5 separate regions of the Homo sapiens genome follow, and all the other regions are linked to region 4. Evidence: chromatin contacts called from ENCODE Hi-C or POLR2A ChIA-PET data. All regions are on one chromosome and are shown on one strand. The core of a region is the stretch at or near the end of the contact, and the rest is flanking DNA. Distances in the headings are between cores, read along the strand shown.

Region 1 (2,700 bases), core at 1-2,500, 630 kb before region 4:
CATCTAAATGCCACCACTATTATGAGAATTCCCATGTTATGAGAGCTACAATGTGAATATCAAAGATCTTACCTTACTTCCTGCTCTCATCCAAAAAAAACAAACAAAAAAAACCTCTTGGAAATAAAACACTTCATTAACAGATGAGCCAAGAAGCCATATCAACGCTCAGCGTCTCCAGGTGATCGCCAAATCTGGATTCTCTGAGAGACGGAAGGAAGCTAAGATGGTTGAGTCCTTACTGTGTGCACATGCCACAGATTTACATGCATGGTCACAATTTCCATGGTATCCCTATGAGATGGGTCTCACTCACTTCAGTTCACCAATAAGGACACAGAAGCATGGAGAGGGTTAAGTACATTGCTCCAGGTTTCCACAGCCAGTAGGAAATGGGAGAGAAGGGTAGGAGGAGGGCAGTGATTCAAACTCAGATGTGTTTATATGAGGTCAAAGCCCATGAAAAGCAGTAAAAATTTCAGACTAAAATAGCCTGAAATAATAGTTACCTATACAAGAAGAAAAAATTCCAATCGCCAATGAGGTGGAAGAGTTTTATGCCCAATTTAAACTAGTATGCTTTTTATTCACATAGATGTATGTAGTGTCAATGTCTACTCTTAGACTCCACATTTCTCTGTGTCAGTGAGGTTACTGGTGCCTTACCTGGAATCTTACAATTCTTGATTTAATAAAATATGTGATTTATTACGCAAGCAAAGTACTGGATCCCATTGTTATGTCTACATAGAAAATACAAAAATATTTATTTGCATACCTACACAGGTGTGCCCATTCGAGAGGCTGGGCCTGGACTGGTCATCGTTGGCTGGAGAGGCCGAGGACTGAAGAGACAGGAGCAAGAATAGAGGCGCCACCGTAAGGATTTTCCAGGGGGACTGCATCTCCGAGCTATGCACCCCAAGTGATCACCCGGCTTTGGAAGCTCCCAACTGAGGGATGCTGGAGCTGAGGCTGCAGAATCAATTGATCTCTCTCTCCTTCTCTTCCTCACTCTCTTTGACACACACACCCCACCCTCTCACATACACACTTTTCAATAAGTGTGAAGTGAATAAAAGCACACATAAACACTCACAGACCCACAGCTTGCTCTTGTTGGACCCTGAGAGAGCCACACACAAAGAGCTGGAGGGAGTCTGTGGTGTGCGGTTCTGCTGAGGTAAAGACTGCAGGATAAAGAAAACCCAAGTTGCACAGTGGCACAACTTCCGTGCTCCCTGGCTCAGTGAAGTTAGTGTGCATAAACCCCGTGAGCCTCGAGGCTTGCCGGAACTGATCTGTTGGGTTGGTTAGGAGGCCCTTCCCCTTTCATTCTTGCAAAACAAAACAAAACGATACTAAAGCCAAAACTGAGAAGAAAAAAGAAAAAAAAAACTAATCCACAAGCACACAACCCTTTAACAATTTGATCAGCAGCACCCACATATTGTAGAAATTCTAATTGGTTACATTCAGAACTTACTTAGTCTTGTTTTCAACAGCTTTATATGGTAAGGTTGTGATCCTTATTTTGTTGTAAAAGGATATTCTGGTCAAATAATATCTTTCCTCTGGAGAAATTGGGTTATTCCTTGAAGGGTCAAGGCCTTTTATTTGGTGTGCAGAAAATAAACAGTACAGAAAATAATGGGCAGTTAGCATGGTGGGATTTTAGACCTAATGAGAAAAAACATGGGTTAGAATTAATCAATTCACAGTTGCTAGGCTGTGCACAATGCATCTTTTTTTTCTCCAGAATTTCGAAGTGCATTTTGTGGATGATTTGTTAAGAGACTGATTTTCTGCTCTGAAGAATAGAACTGAACACTGTCTTTCTGAGGGAAAAAAAAAATCGGAACCAGATCATAGATAAAAGACATATAATCTAAATGTTTCTCTCTAAAATAAGATAAAACAAAATCATATGCCATTCTCAGTCAAGATAAGAGGACAGGGCCAAAGTACCACAGTCTAGGTAAGTGTAGGAGGTCATGAGATTCTGTTTCTCTCTGCTTAGGCTCTGAGGGAGCTTATTACAAATTTTGAAATATTATAGAAGCTATCTAAATTGTTAGCAATTAAAAAAAATAGCATTTGGAGTAGCAGGCAAAGTTTTAGAGTAGCATCCTTTCCAGGATGTAGGAAATACCAGTTTTTATGGTTGGAAGATTTCTTGTGCAGTCATTAGTCTTACAAGCACCGATGGGGCTACAATTCCCAAACCTGCTGCAGAGATAGCACAAGTCAGAGTGTTTCCCTAATTACACTTCCAGCCCAATACTGAGGATATCGTTAGGCGTCCATGGGCCTGTGACTTCCTCTGACTCTAAGGTGCTGCTGCTTCAGTTCTTCACTCTGTGACTAAGGGGAGCTCTGGGGTCACTAGGACCACCACAGGGGTGAGGCCTAGAGAAGTTCCAGAGACTTCCAAGGGAGGCTAAATAAAGGACTGATTGATTAGGAACTCAGATTGTGAAGACAGAAAGGCTCATGCTTACGTCTCATGTCTACTGTTTATTCTGAGTAATATATTAGACCAGTGATGTAACTTTCCCCCCTTCAGTGTCTTGTTTTTGTTGTTGTTGTTGTTGTTTGTTTGTTTTTTGAGACAGGGCCTTGCTTTTTCATCCAGGCTGGAGTGCAGTGGTGTGATCACAGCTCACTGCAGTGTTGACCTCCTGGGTTCAAGTGATCTTC
Region 2 (2,700 bases), core at 26-2,525, 570 kb before region 4:
CTGCCACCACGCCTGGGTAATTTTTTGTATTTTTAGTAGAGACAAGGTTTCACTATGTTGGCTAGGCTGGTCTCAAACTCCTGACCTCGTGATCCACCCACCTTGGCCTCCCAAAGTGCTGGGATTACAAGCGTGAGCCACCGTGCCCGGCTCGAACTCTAGTTTTCAACACTTCTAAACTCCAGTAATTCAAGTCTTGGTTCTGGATTGAGGACCGGTTCTTTTGATTATGAGGTGTCTGCAAATGGCTTCTACCTGTAACTTGAAAGCAGAACATACCTATGTTGACCCCCCACCTTGGGGCCCACCTTCCTAAAACCACGTAGTTATGGTGTAAAAAGGTTTTTGCTTTTTGTGAGAAGTTGGACCCCAGATGATATACCAGGCAACATCTATCACTTTTATGACTGATGAAGACTATTTTGCAAAATATATACATGTATGCGTGTAGCAAACTTCTACTCTAGAATGCATATACGAGCTAATTGCCAGACATCATTTATTAGTGTGCTTAGTAGTGGTTTTTTTCTTGACACTTAGTAGTGGCTTTTTTCTTAACACTTGGAAAAGTTTTCCCAATTACATTACCTGCCCCTGGCCCCTGGCATATGTAATATAAAAATAAATGTATACTTGAGCATACTATAACTTACATTTAGGTAAAACTAATAATTGAGATTTTATTATTTTGAGAAATAATTTTTTATGTTTATGGCTTTATTCCTTCATGTTAAAAACAATATATTCAAAATTACTTTAAAGTCGGTTTTCAAGTCTTTTCATTTATATATCTATTTCATTTATTCACTGTATCGGTCAGGATACTGGAAAAAACCAAAACTTAACTAATCTAGTTCAGTGAAAGAGTTTAATGAATGGATGATTTATTGAGATGCAGGTGGGGTTGAAGGAACCAAAAGGATGTGAAGACATCCAGGAACTAGCAATGTAGGAAGCTGTTAACAGGCTTAGACCCCGTAGGGGAGCCATATATGGCTTTCCTCTACCTTCCTAGGTTCTTTGGCTAGGCTATGAATTAAATTGATATAAGGCCAATTAACAGGAGAAAAAAACATTTTAATTATGTACATATGCCTGGAGTTTCACAAAATATGAGACTGAAAGATGGGTCAGATGATTGAAGCTTCTGTAGCATCCTAAGCTACAGAAGGAATAGGGACATGGGGCTTCTGGGGCTTGGCAGCACACAGGGCAGGGGAGGGTGGAGAAGGAAATGTGTGGTGCGTAGAGGGTGTCTTGTTCTGCAGACGAAACCTCTCTCGGGTAATAACAGCCGTCTCTGAGCAGCCCTCAGAGGAAGCGATGACAGTCTGTCTGGGCATGGTGTCAACCTCAAGTCTCTCCTGTGTTCCCCAGGGAGGGAGGTCATGACAACTGAACTCCTTCTGAAGGAAGTTCAGAGAAAGCCCTTCCCTGTACTTGCTGTTCCTCAAGTGCCCCCAGTGGGAACTAACCAGCATACCAAGCAGCACATTTCAGGGTGATATTTCCTGAACTCCTTCAACCTAAAGGGAAAAAAGGAGGAAATAATATTCCTGGAACTCAGTGAGAGGTGGGGCCATGGAGGCGGGGCCACCATAGAAGCTGTAGCTGTGGAGGGCACAGCCATGTCAGAGCAACATGGAGGAGAGGAAATGGGAAGAGAAACCTCATGTGTCTCTCCTTCCACCTTCCAACCTCCAATGGCCTGTAGACAGTGGAAAGCCACTCAGCAGTAGAGCTAAATAAGGAGCCCCGGGGGTCAGGACAGAGGTGGGCAAAGGAAGGTGGAGAGCAGAGAATGAATGGTGAGGGGAAAAATGAAAATAATCAGTTAATTCATTCAACAAATATTTTAAAAAGGATTGCTATGTTCCAGACACTGGGCTAAGTATACTTGACTCGACAGGCTTTGTTTGGGGTTTGTAAGTAGATCTATTGGGCACAGCCCTAGAGGCAAATTCTTTCTTCTTGAATATTATTTCTATTTACAGCATTTCAATAGCAATAGCTCTGTGCGGATTAGACTGCCAATGAAGTTCACTACCTTTTGCTTCTGCTTGCTGTTCTACATAATGGCACATTGTGAAAAGCCGCAAGTATAGAGCGGGCACGACTTCTTATAATTAAGTATACGGGTAAAAGCACAGCTGAATTTGGAATTTTGCATAAGGGAGTTTTCTAGGCTTTTTTTTGGCTTTAAAGAAAAAGCACAAATAAGGAGGCAGAATACAGGAGAGGAGACAGGAGTCCGGAACAAAAGCAAATAACCTAATGAGCTATTCAAAGGCAAATTCACAAACTGCGCTTCTCGAAGCCTTAATAAGAAGGATGGAGGCCATCAAATCAGGTGAGGAGTTCATATTATTACTGAGAATGTGCTGTCTGGAGAAAGGCAATGGAGTATCACCAAAGAAGCAGCATTCTGGTAAAAAAAAAAAAAAAATTCTAGATCAGAAATCATAGAACATGTTTCTTTGTTCAGAGCTTCATAACTCAGTCTGCGGAGTGGATAATGAGTGTGTAGTTCCCTATTCTACCCTCTGGCAACTTTGAAGGCTGTTCCTTTTCTTTTTAAGTACTGCCCCATCCTCTCCCATCATAGAAGGCAAGCAGAAGAACTTCAAACAGTACAAGTGTATCTTATAGCACACGCTAGATTAGTTCCTTTACTACTTTATATAAACTGATATTTCTTAA
Region 3 (2,700 bases), core at 30-2,529, 990 kb after region 4:
GCAAGCAAGGAAGTAAGAAAGGAGAGAGAATAAAAGGGAGGGCAGAGGGAGAGAGTGTTTAACTGCATATCTAGGCCTAGTGTTTTAGTGGTATTTATAATATTGCCTATATTGTTATAGACATAAGGAGTAAGCAGCACTCTCAGCTGCGATCTCTGGACCATGATTGGATACATGATTCAGTATAAATACCCTTCCCATTTGCTGTCCAAAATATCTCGCTTCACAGCTGGACCCTAAGAAACAGAGTGAGTGGGCCTCCCCCATGTCCTAGGAGAGCTGAGAAAACCTTGCTCTCAGCCAGGCTGCTTAGCTGAGGCTTAGCTGAGATGGCAGCTTAGTCTTCAGGAAAGTCCTGGGGGAGGGTGGGGAACAGGGTACAGCTGCTGACAGGAGAGTGTAATATTAGGGGGGAGATCAGGAGTTAAGCTGTTTCTCTTTGTACAGAATACAGTAAATTCAGGGCAGGAAATGAGAGGGGACGGCTCTCTCTTGTGTACCAGAAGCAGCCACAAGACAGATATTCAGTGTGGTGTAGAGCAGGTCTGAATCACTCTGCCTGTCCTAGGTGGCACAGTAATAGACCCCAGAGGCATTTTCATTTAGTTTTGGAGGTATAAATTTCCAGCTTATCCTTCTACTTCCATAAGTATCATGCTTTCCTGACTGACTCCTGATTCCAACATATCCCTGGAGTTGCAGATGTCATAGTACAGAAGATGCTGTGGGGCCTTCCCCTCCTGGCGTAGGTACCAGTGGATGTAGAAGGCATTTTCTACAGGAAGATCACAGGTGATTACAGCAGATGACCCCATCTGCCTGGTGCCTGACTTTATTTTCGCTTCCAAGTTAGTAGATATCTGACTGGCTGCAATGGGAACAACATAAAATATAATGAGGTATTCCTTAGTATGGCGTCCCTTGCTAAAGAAGAAAAATCCAAAACAAAACCCAACCTGTGAGCCTCTCTGTAGGCAGCACACTTACCAAGAGACAGGAAAGCTAGAAGCAGGGCTAGGGCCCACCACATGCCTTCGTCTCTGGGGTCTTGAAAGAAAGGGCCCAGATGAACAGGAGCAGAAGATCCTCTCAAAACTCAGGTCCCACTCAACAAGGAAGTGATCCCTAGCACAGAAGGCAGTGGGGAAGGCTGGTCTTCCTGAGTCACAAGCAGGGAGAAGTGACTGAGGATGTGTCTTAGGGGACTCCCACGCCTTCCTTCCAGAAGGGTGGTGCCTGGGAGGACCTGCAGAGGAGCTCCTGCCTCTCTGCTCAGGCCAGTTCTGCAGCACCCTCTGTGGCAGCTGAGAGCAGGCCCTCTGCAGAAGAGAGCCAGGGGCATGGAGAGTTCAGGCCTCCAGCAGAGGGAGTGCAGATATGGGGAAAGCTGACCCCTGGAGTCAGCAGGCCCAGCCCTAGGAGGGGGCAGTCCCACAGCAGGCTCACACCCTGCCCTTCAGAGTTGCAGCAGCTAATGCTGATGCCAGGACCTTGTCCTGCCAGGAAGCCTCTGATTAGGGCTGTGAACCAACTTCCTTTTCACATCTGCAAGGACACTTGGAGGCAACTGCCCAAGGCCACTCTGAGGAGGGTTGAATGTTCTTTATTAAAAGGACTGAGGATCATGTGTGTTGGTGGGCCTTGGACTCTGCTCTAAGGTAAATGTGTGTGTGTGTGGCGGGGGGCGGGGGGGGGGGTGCCTGTAATCCTGTGGGTGTGATCTCTTTATTAGACAATTTTTGTTCATTAAAGTAGGAGTGTAAGTTTGTTTGTTTGCTTGTTTGTTTTTAAAGTAGTACTGGGTGCCATGTCATGAAATATTTGGAACATACTTGAACTAAAAACTTGTTATATATCTGAACTTCCAAATTCCCTGGGTATTGTATATTTTATTTGTCATCCCTACCCTCAGAAAGCAGACTAATATCTGCAGTGCACCTGGATTCACAGATGGAAATAAGGGGACAAAACAAGTACAGTAATATAATTGTGAAAATTCAGTAGGGCATGCACAGATTACCACCACCTCTGTAAGAAGTATATAGAGACACATGTTTGAAATATGCATAATGAGATGTAGAACAATGTCTCTCTTGGTTGTTGTGTTGTCCTAGCTCAAATTTTGCAGTTTCTGCTGTCATCACAGCTGGGAATGAGAAAGGGAAGGGGCTCCAGTTGGTCTCCCTCTGCCTCTGGAGCACACGTGGAGGACATGAGGCTTCCGCAGGAACAGCTCTGAAAGCTGAGTTCTCGGGTCCCTGTGAAGGAGGGAAGCTTGCCTGCCTTGGAGCGTGAAAAAGTCTTGCTGGACAGAAGTCTCACGGTTTAAAACTGGGAAGGGAGAGGATTGAGATCACACTAGAATGCACAGAAAATTCTTAAAACAAAAAAATGAGAGAAACTTCATCAGAATGTGAAAAGAACTATAAAGCTACAGTGCTGAAGAGAGGGCAATACTGGCACTAGAATGAGAAGATTCATGGAACACAGTGGAAAATGCAGTAAGAGAGCTGCATGTATGTAATATTTTATCATGTGATAAAGTGATATATTAATATTCACAAGGAAATAGTCAATTATTTAATAAGTTCTCTTTTTGGTATTGACTTACTGTATGGAAACAAATATTGTTGCATTTCTACCTTACTAGTTACAAATAGTGATTTAGTTGTAATAAAATGAAAATCATTAGACTTAAAC
Region 4 (2,700 bases), core at 81-2,580:
CCATACAGCTTAATTAATTCTTTCGGTTCCACAAAGGTCCCAAATACCTGATCACTTTTTGTTGTTTTTTCTGAATTTCCCATATAGTTTTTTAGTTTTGGGTGACTGCAATGGCTTTGAACCTTTTAATGCTCTTTGTAGTCTTTCTGTTGCACAGTAAACCCTACTGAGAAAAAAATTAAGCCTGTATGGCCATTCCTGTAGAAGCTGTGTGTTGGGGAAACGAACACACTTGCCCTGGTGAACCGTGTGTCCCCTCCCCTACTGCACTCACAAGCCCAACAGATGGGCCAGTGGAGGCCAGGGCAGATCAATGGGAGAGAAACACCAAACAGCTGGAGAAACGATCTGCTTCCACTCCTCAGCCCCTTCCTTCCTCACCAGAAAAGCTGTCCTCTGTCCCGCTAAGTCATTATCTACTGATGATGGATAATGGGTTTATAATGATGATGGGGATAGTGGAAAGGGAGCTGTTCATCTCATATTTTTAATGTTGAGTTGTCTCTGATAGAAAAAGACATAGACCACATTTTCCCCTTGCATTAGGTTAGGCAGAAAGGGAAAGGGCTTCAGGAGGATCACCCACTGAAAGCAGCCCTTCCCTCTTGGCACTGCTGTCTTCCTGGAGCCCTCTAGTCTTCACTTTTTTTTTCTTTTTCTTTTTTTGAGATGAAGTCTCACTCTGTCACCCAGGCTGGAGTGCAGTGGCACAATCTCAGCTCACTGTAACCTCCGCCCCCCGGGTTCAAGTGATTCTCCTGCCTCAGCCTCCCGAGTAGTTGGGATTACAAGCAGGCACCACCTTGCGTGGCTAATTTTTGTATTTTTAGTAGAGATGGGGTTTCACCATGTTGGCCAGGCTGGTCTCGAACTCCTGACCTCAGGTGATCTGCCCACCTCGGCCTCCCCAAGTGCTGGGATTATAGGCGTGAGCCACCACACCTGGCCTAGTCTTCACTTTTGAGAACACCGCCCTGCATGGTACACTGAACCTCAGAAGGGGCCACCGAAATAGGCTTTGGGTAAAAGTTTTGCTCTTCTCTTCTTTGTGCTACCATCCTTCTTATGCCAAACAGACTGAAATTGTCTCAATACCTTTAGTGTCTAGGTCAAGGAATACATGAAGTCGGTGGTGTGGTCAGCTGACATTATTCAGGATGTATGAGTGTCCAGGTTTGCTGAAGCCAGTCTTTGTTTCCCATGGGAGCAGCAGTGGTGGGCACATGTCCCCCCACCTGCCCTACACTGGAGGGTCTGGATGGATGGGTATATGGTGGGGGTGTCATTTCAGGTTCCCGTATCAGGGACCTGATGGCCATTCTGAAGACAGCCCGGGGCCTAAGAGGAAGTTTGTGGCTTCAGAAATGAGGGAACACGGTGTGTTCAGAACAGAACATGCAAGCACTCAGCAGAAAGAGAATAAACAGAGAATGGAATCCAGTGTGGAGGCTCAGTATTTCATTTTCTGTACACGCTAGCCATGTATGCTAATCTCAGCAACAATTCAGCCCATTTACTTGACAGGTGGGGAAATGTGCTATTAGCTACGGTTGGCTTGCAATATAATGGAAACTTGCAGAGAAAAGTCTTTGCTTTCCCAGTGTCTGGCATTGACATCATGAAGGCTAGGGGACAGCTGCCAGAAGGAGTGGCAGACAGGCGCCTAGAGCAGGCATGGGGCTGGGCACCGTGGACACGCACTTTACTCACTCTTCTTCACAGCCCTGAGTGACAGGTGTTATTATTTGCAGTAAATTAATGAAGATACTAAATCTTAACTAGTTTAAATGACTTCCTTCAAATCCTTAAATCCTCTCAGGTTGATAGAGGCCTCTTTAGTATGAGAACTGTTACAGGTGAATTGTGTCCCCCTCAAAATTTGTATGTTCAAATCCTAACCCCCAGTAGCTCAGAATGTAGCTGTATTTGGAGACAGGACCTCGAAAGAAGTAAGTTAAAATTAGGTCTTCAGGCCGGGCCCTAATACAGCATGTTTGTCTATTATCCTTTTAAGAGGAGGAAATCTGAACACAGAAGGTACAGAGGGGAGACCACCTAAGAACACAGGGAGAAGACAGCCATCTGTAAGCCAAGGAGAAAGCCCTCAGAAGGAACCAACACTGATAACACCTTGATCTCTGACTTCTAGCCTCCGTAACAGTGAGAAAACCCATTTCTGTTAGTTAAGCACCCCAGTCTGTGGTACTTTTTTATGGCAGCCCTAGCAAACTAATAAAACACAAAAGGCAGAAAGCGTCAAAGAAGAGCCTGATGATTTGATACAAGCAAGCTTAAAAACTTCTGAATTCCAAAAACCTTTATAAAAATTTAGAGACAGTGCTCGCTTCAGCAGCATATATACTAAAACTGGAACAATACAGAGAAGATTAGCATGACCCATGTGTAATTTTTATATATTAAAGTATTTAAAAAATTTAAACACGAATAACAATCTGAAAAAAAATTTGCAATAAATGTGATCCAACCTAGTATAAATATCCTTAATAAGGATCTCATAAATTTGTCAGCTGGGCGCAGTGGCTTGCGCCTGTAATCCTAGCACTTTGCAGGGACCAGGCAGGTAGATCACCAGGAGTTCTTGCCTTCTGCTGGGGATGAAGCTGAAGCTGAAGCTGTCTGCAGCCATGCTCCCTCCATGGGGAAAGGTCATCCACAATAGGAAAGAATGAGGCAAGGAGA
Region 5 (2,700 bases), core at 101-2,600, 830 kb after region 4:
ATATGTGTTATGCTTTAAAAGGTTTTCACATCTATCAGTTTATAAAATTTTTTTAAATTGTATTTTATCAGTATTGGCGAGGATACAGGGAAAAATTGCTCAAATACTAGCAGTGGGAATGTAAGTTAAAACAACTACTCAGGGGAGCAAATCAGTGAAATCTATTAAGGATTTACATCGTGCAAACTCTGTGATCCAGTACATTCTCTTGTTGGTATCTGCACTCTAGAGAAATACTTGGACCTAAGTACAAAAAGGCATCTACATATATATTTATGGTACCATTGCTTCTCATAATAATATTAATAAACAAACGTGAGGGTGGGGGAATGGTACATTAATTATGTATGTATATATATACACATATTGGTTCTGAGGACATGCAGCATTTTCAGAGAATGAGGTAGATTTATATACAGATATGGAAAGATTTCAATGCTAAGTGTAAAAAAGTAACATCTACACTTGCAAATGCACAGGAACTAGGAGTCATCATCTACAGACTGGGTTTGTAATTAGGGCCTAAAAGGGATATAAGCATAATTGTAACGTTTAAGCTTTTTTTTTTTTTCGCATGGACAAAATCTTACTTGTGTAATTTAAAATTAATAACGGTACTTAGAATGACTTTGGAAAAATATACAAATAATGAAATGGGGATCCAAAGAATGTTCACTGTATACCTCTGTACTTCTAAAAATGTGAATAAGTGTAGCATCCGTTGGGAGAAAAGTTTAATTAAATTTTAAATAAAACAATAAAAGGTGCCTAACTTCGTGTGAAAACAGACATATAGATATAATTAAATGTGACTACCGCTTAGAGATGTTAGTTATGAACTAGGAGCGCTGAGAAAAGGTATCCTAAATAGGTCTGGGGGAAGTGAGAGTTAGAAGAGGTGACTCTTGAGCTGAGTACCGACATAGAAATGGTATGCCCTGTTTTTATTCCTGGAGGGCTCAGCATGAGGTGCCCAAGAGGCCCTGAAACCCATTTCCATGACATTTTCCCACGAGCTGGAGCATAAACCCCCACCGAATAACTGAAGGGAAGCGGAAGGCGCAGAAACGCGGACGAAGAGGAAGCGGGCGCTTGTTAAACCGTGCGATGCACAATGCGGGAAAGTCCAACCAGCTCCGTGTTTCAAAGCTGGATGCCCAGATTTCCCACCCATTCCTACAGGCAGACCGGCTCGCCCTCTCCCTCCTTCCCGCGTCGTTTACTGGTCAGTAGAAGATTGACATGTCATCTGGCCAATAGGTTGGCTCCTCTATGGAGGCACTCAGGAACCAGTCGGGTCTTTGGTCCCTCGAGCGAGATGCGAGCTGTGTGCGTCGACGTCAGCGTGCTGACGTCACGGGCCGGAGGTCCCGGGGCTGCTGGGTGCGGGCGGTGGGCTGCGCGTTGTCCGCTGGACTGGGTCCCGGTCACGCCCCGCCAAGCCCCGCCCCTCAGGCCGGGGCGCGACCGCGGATCCGCAGTTCCCGGGCCAGCCTGGGGCGGCCGGCCAGGAACCACCCGTTAAGGTAGGCTGGGTTTCTCGTTCCCCTATTTGACAGGTTGGAAAACTGAGTCTCCTGGGTCAGATGACTTACATGGGGGCGTACAGGGGACCCGCGGACGGAGGCCATATCCTGGTCCTGTTCTGTTTCCTGAGTCCTGCGCGAGCCTCCAGGGGAGGAGGAGGGGCGAGGCAGGCTGTGCTCATAATGGACACAAGAGTGAAGTTGCAGAATGCTGAGCCCCGCTGCTCCCACGGCGTGGGCCGGGATTCAGGGATGGATATAGGTAGCGGGAGTGTCCTCATTCCTCCAGCCTGCGGACCCTGAGGAGTCCCCGGTGGGGTCGGCCCCGGGCTGGCGCCATGGGCCCCCAAGAAGGACCAAGAATTGGTGACTGGGTGTAATGCGTGGGTTGTCCAGACACAGGCGGTTGTGAGTCTCTTCTATTCATTGAGAAAAGTCGTGTTCAAAAAAAAAAAAAAGAAAGAAAGCACGAATCATGAATGTTCTCCCTGTGGTTTCAGTTAACTGCTTCACCTACTCGTAGATATCTCGCCATTGTTTGAAATCTTAGTTGCTTGAATACTTTTGATTTAGGGTTAGGGATTTTTCCCCCTCTCTTTTAGTTCAAACATGGGTGGACATTGTGGAACTTTTCTTTGTTCACTGTGTCATTTGTCTTCTATTTCACAGATGGAATCACTGAATTCATCACTTGACACAGTACTAGTTTGGATAAGTTTAGCAAGGTAACCAAGTAACGGGTCTAATTAAATCTTTACTGGAATTAGTCCAGTTTGCCACATTTCCTTGTTAGGAAGAATTCTGAAAGGTAATTCCCGTCTGTATACCATATCTACCCATACGCCTCTTTCTAGAAGCAGGATCTCACAAAACGACTTATGGTATCCTTGTTTTATTGATGGATTCTGATAAGGTGGTGGATTATTCATGTTCATAAAATGAAAACATACAATATGTTGTCGTGTAGAAGTCACTGTCTTTAAAATCTAACTGTCTCAAACATTGGTCTTTTAAAACTGCATTATTGCATTGCCTAAAACTGCATGAAAGAAATGAAATGAAACAGCCTCTGAGGGATATTACCTTACTTATGTTCACAGAAGGATGGTGATTAACATCATTTGGATTTATTCAATGGACAGTTTGCCTGAGTGATTGTCTATGCCACTCATTG

What was found. A loop is a pair of places that touch in the nucleus more often than their neighbours do. ChIA-PET counts read pairs that join two places held with the same protein, here RNA polymerase II (POLR2A). Pooled maps may share reads with other maps.
Region 1: a loop to region 4 is called in a map of CD8-positive, alpha-beta T cell, with 4 times the contacts of the local background. The contact joins the promoter of AOAH here to the enhancer-like site in region 4. A Hi-C loop is called at or near these places in 1 of 168 maps with a recorded cell type or tissue (CD8-positive, alpha-beta T cell), 3 of 37 single-sample maps with no recorded cell type and 6 of 50 pooled maps. POLR2A ChIA-PET finds 5 or more read pairs at or near these places in 2 of 52 experiments (CD8-positive, alpha-beta memory T cell and activated CD4-positive, alpha-beta T cell).
Region 2: a pooled map shows a loop between it and region 4 (2.3-fold over the local background). The contact joins two enhancer-like sites. A Hi-C loop is called at or near these places in 2 of 37 single-sample maps with no recorded cell type and 9 of 50 pooled maps. POLR2A ChIA-PET finds 5 or more read pairs at or near these places in 1 of 52 experiments (activated CD4-positive, alpha-beta T cell).
Region 3: a map with no recorded cell type shows a loop between it and region 4 (3-fold over the local background). The contact joins the promoter of TRG-AS1 here to the enhancer-like site in region 4. A Hi-C loop is called at or near these places in 6 of 37 single-sample maps with no recorded cell type and 5 of 50 pooled maps.
Region 5: a loop to region 4 is called in a map of aorta, with 9 times the contacts of the local background. The contact joins the promoter of STARD3NL here to the enhancer-like site in region 4. A Hi-C loop is called at or near these places in 1 of 168 maps with a recorded cell type or tissue (aorta), 11 of 37 single-sample maps with no recorded cell type and 14 of 50 pooled maps.

What each region holds. Positions count from the first base shown.
Region 1 is chr7:36,723,244-36,725,943 of GRCh38, forward strand. AOAH (acyloxyacyl hydrolase) reads right to left here and starts at 1,251. Exons shown (of 21, transcript NM_001637.4): 1 at 779-1,251. The coding sequence starts at 905.
Region 2 is chr7:36,783,781-36,786,480 of GRCh38, forward strand. No RefSeq gene overlaps it. Among named protein-coding and RNA genes, the nearest start is that of AOAH, 61 kb to the left of the region's middle. Within about 2 kb of position 1,276, at least 8 of the 41 ENCODE cell types and tissues checked have a DNase peak (open chromatin) inside an H3K27ac peak, as active enhancers do.
Region 3 is chr7:38,340,142-38,342,841 of GRCh38, forward strand. It overlaps TRG-AS1 (T cell receptor gamma locus antisense RNA 1), which reads left to right and starts at 1,280. Exons shown (of 4, transcript NR_040085.2): 1 at 1,280-1,658. It also overlaps TRG and the pseudogene TRGV6.
Region 4 is chr7:37,348,806-37,351,505 of GRCh38, forward strand. All of the region lies in intron 1 of ELMO1 (engulfment and cell motility 1), which reads right to left. It also overlaps the pseudogene RNU6-565P. Among named protein-coding and RNA genes, the nearest start is that of ELMO1, 99 kb to the right of the region's middle. Within about 2 kb of position 1,331, at least 4 of the 41 ENCODE cell types and tissues checked have a DNase peak (open chromatin) inside an H3K27ac peak, as active enhancers do.
Region 5 is chr7:38,176,895-38,179,594 of GRCh38, forward strand. It overlaps STARD3NL (STARD3 N-terminal like), which reads left to right and starts at 1,351. Exons shown (of 9, transcript NM_032016.4): 1 at 1,351-1,526. RefSeq lists an enhancer at 998-1,077 and a silencer at 1,328-1,607.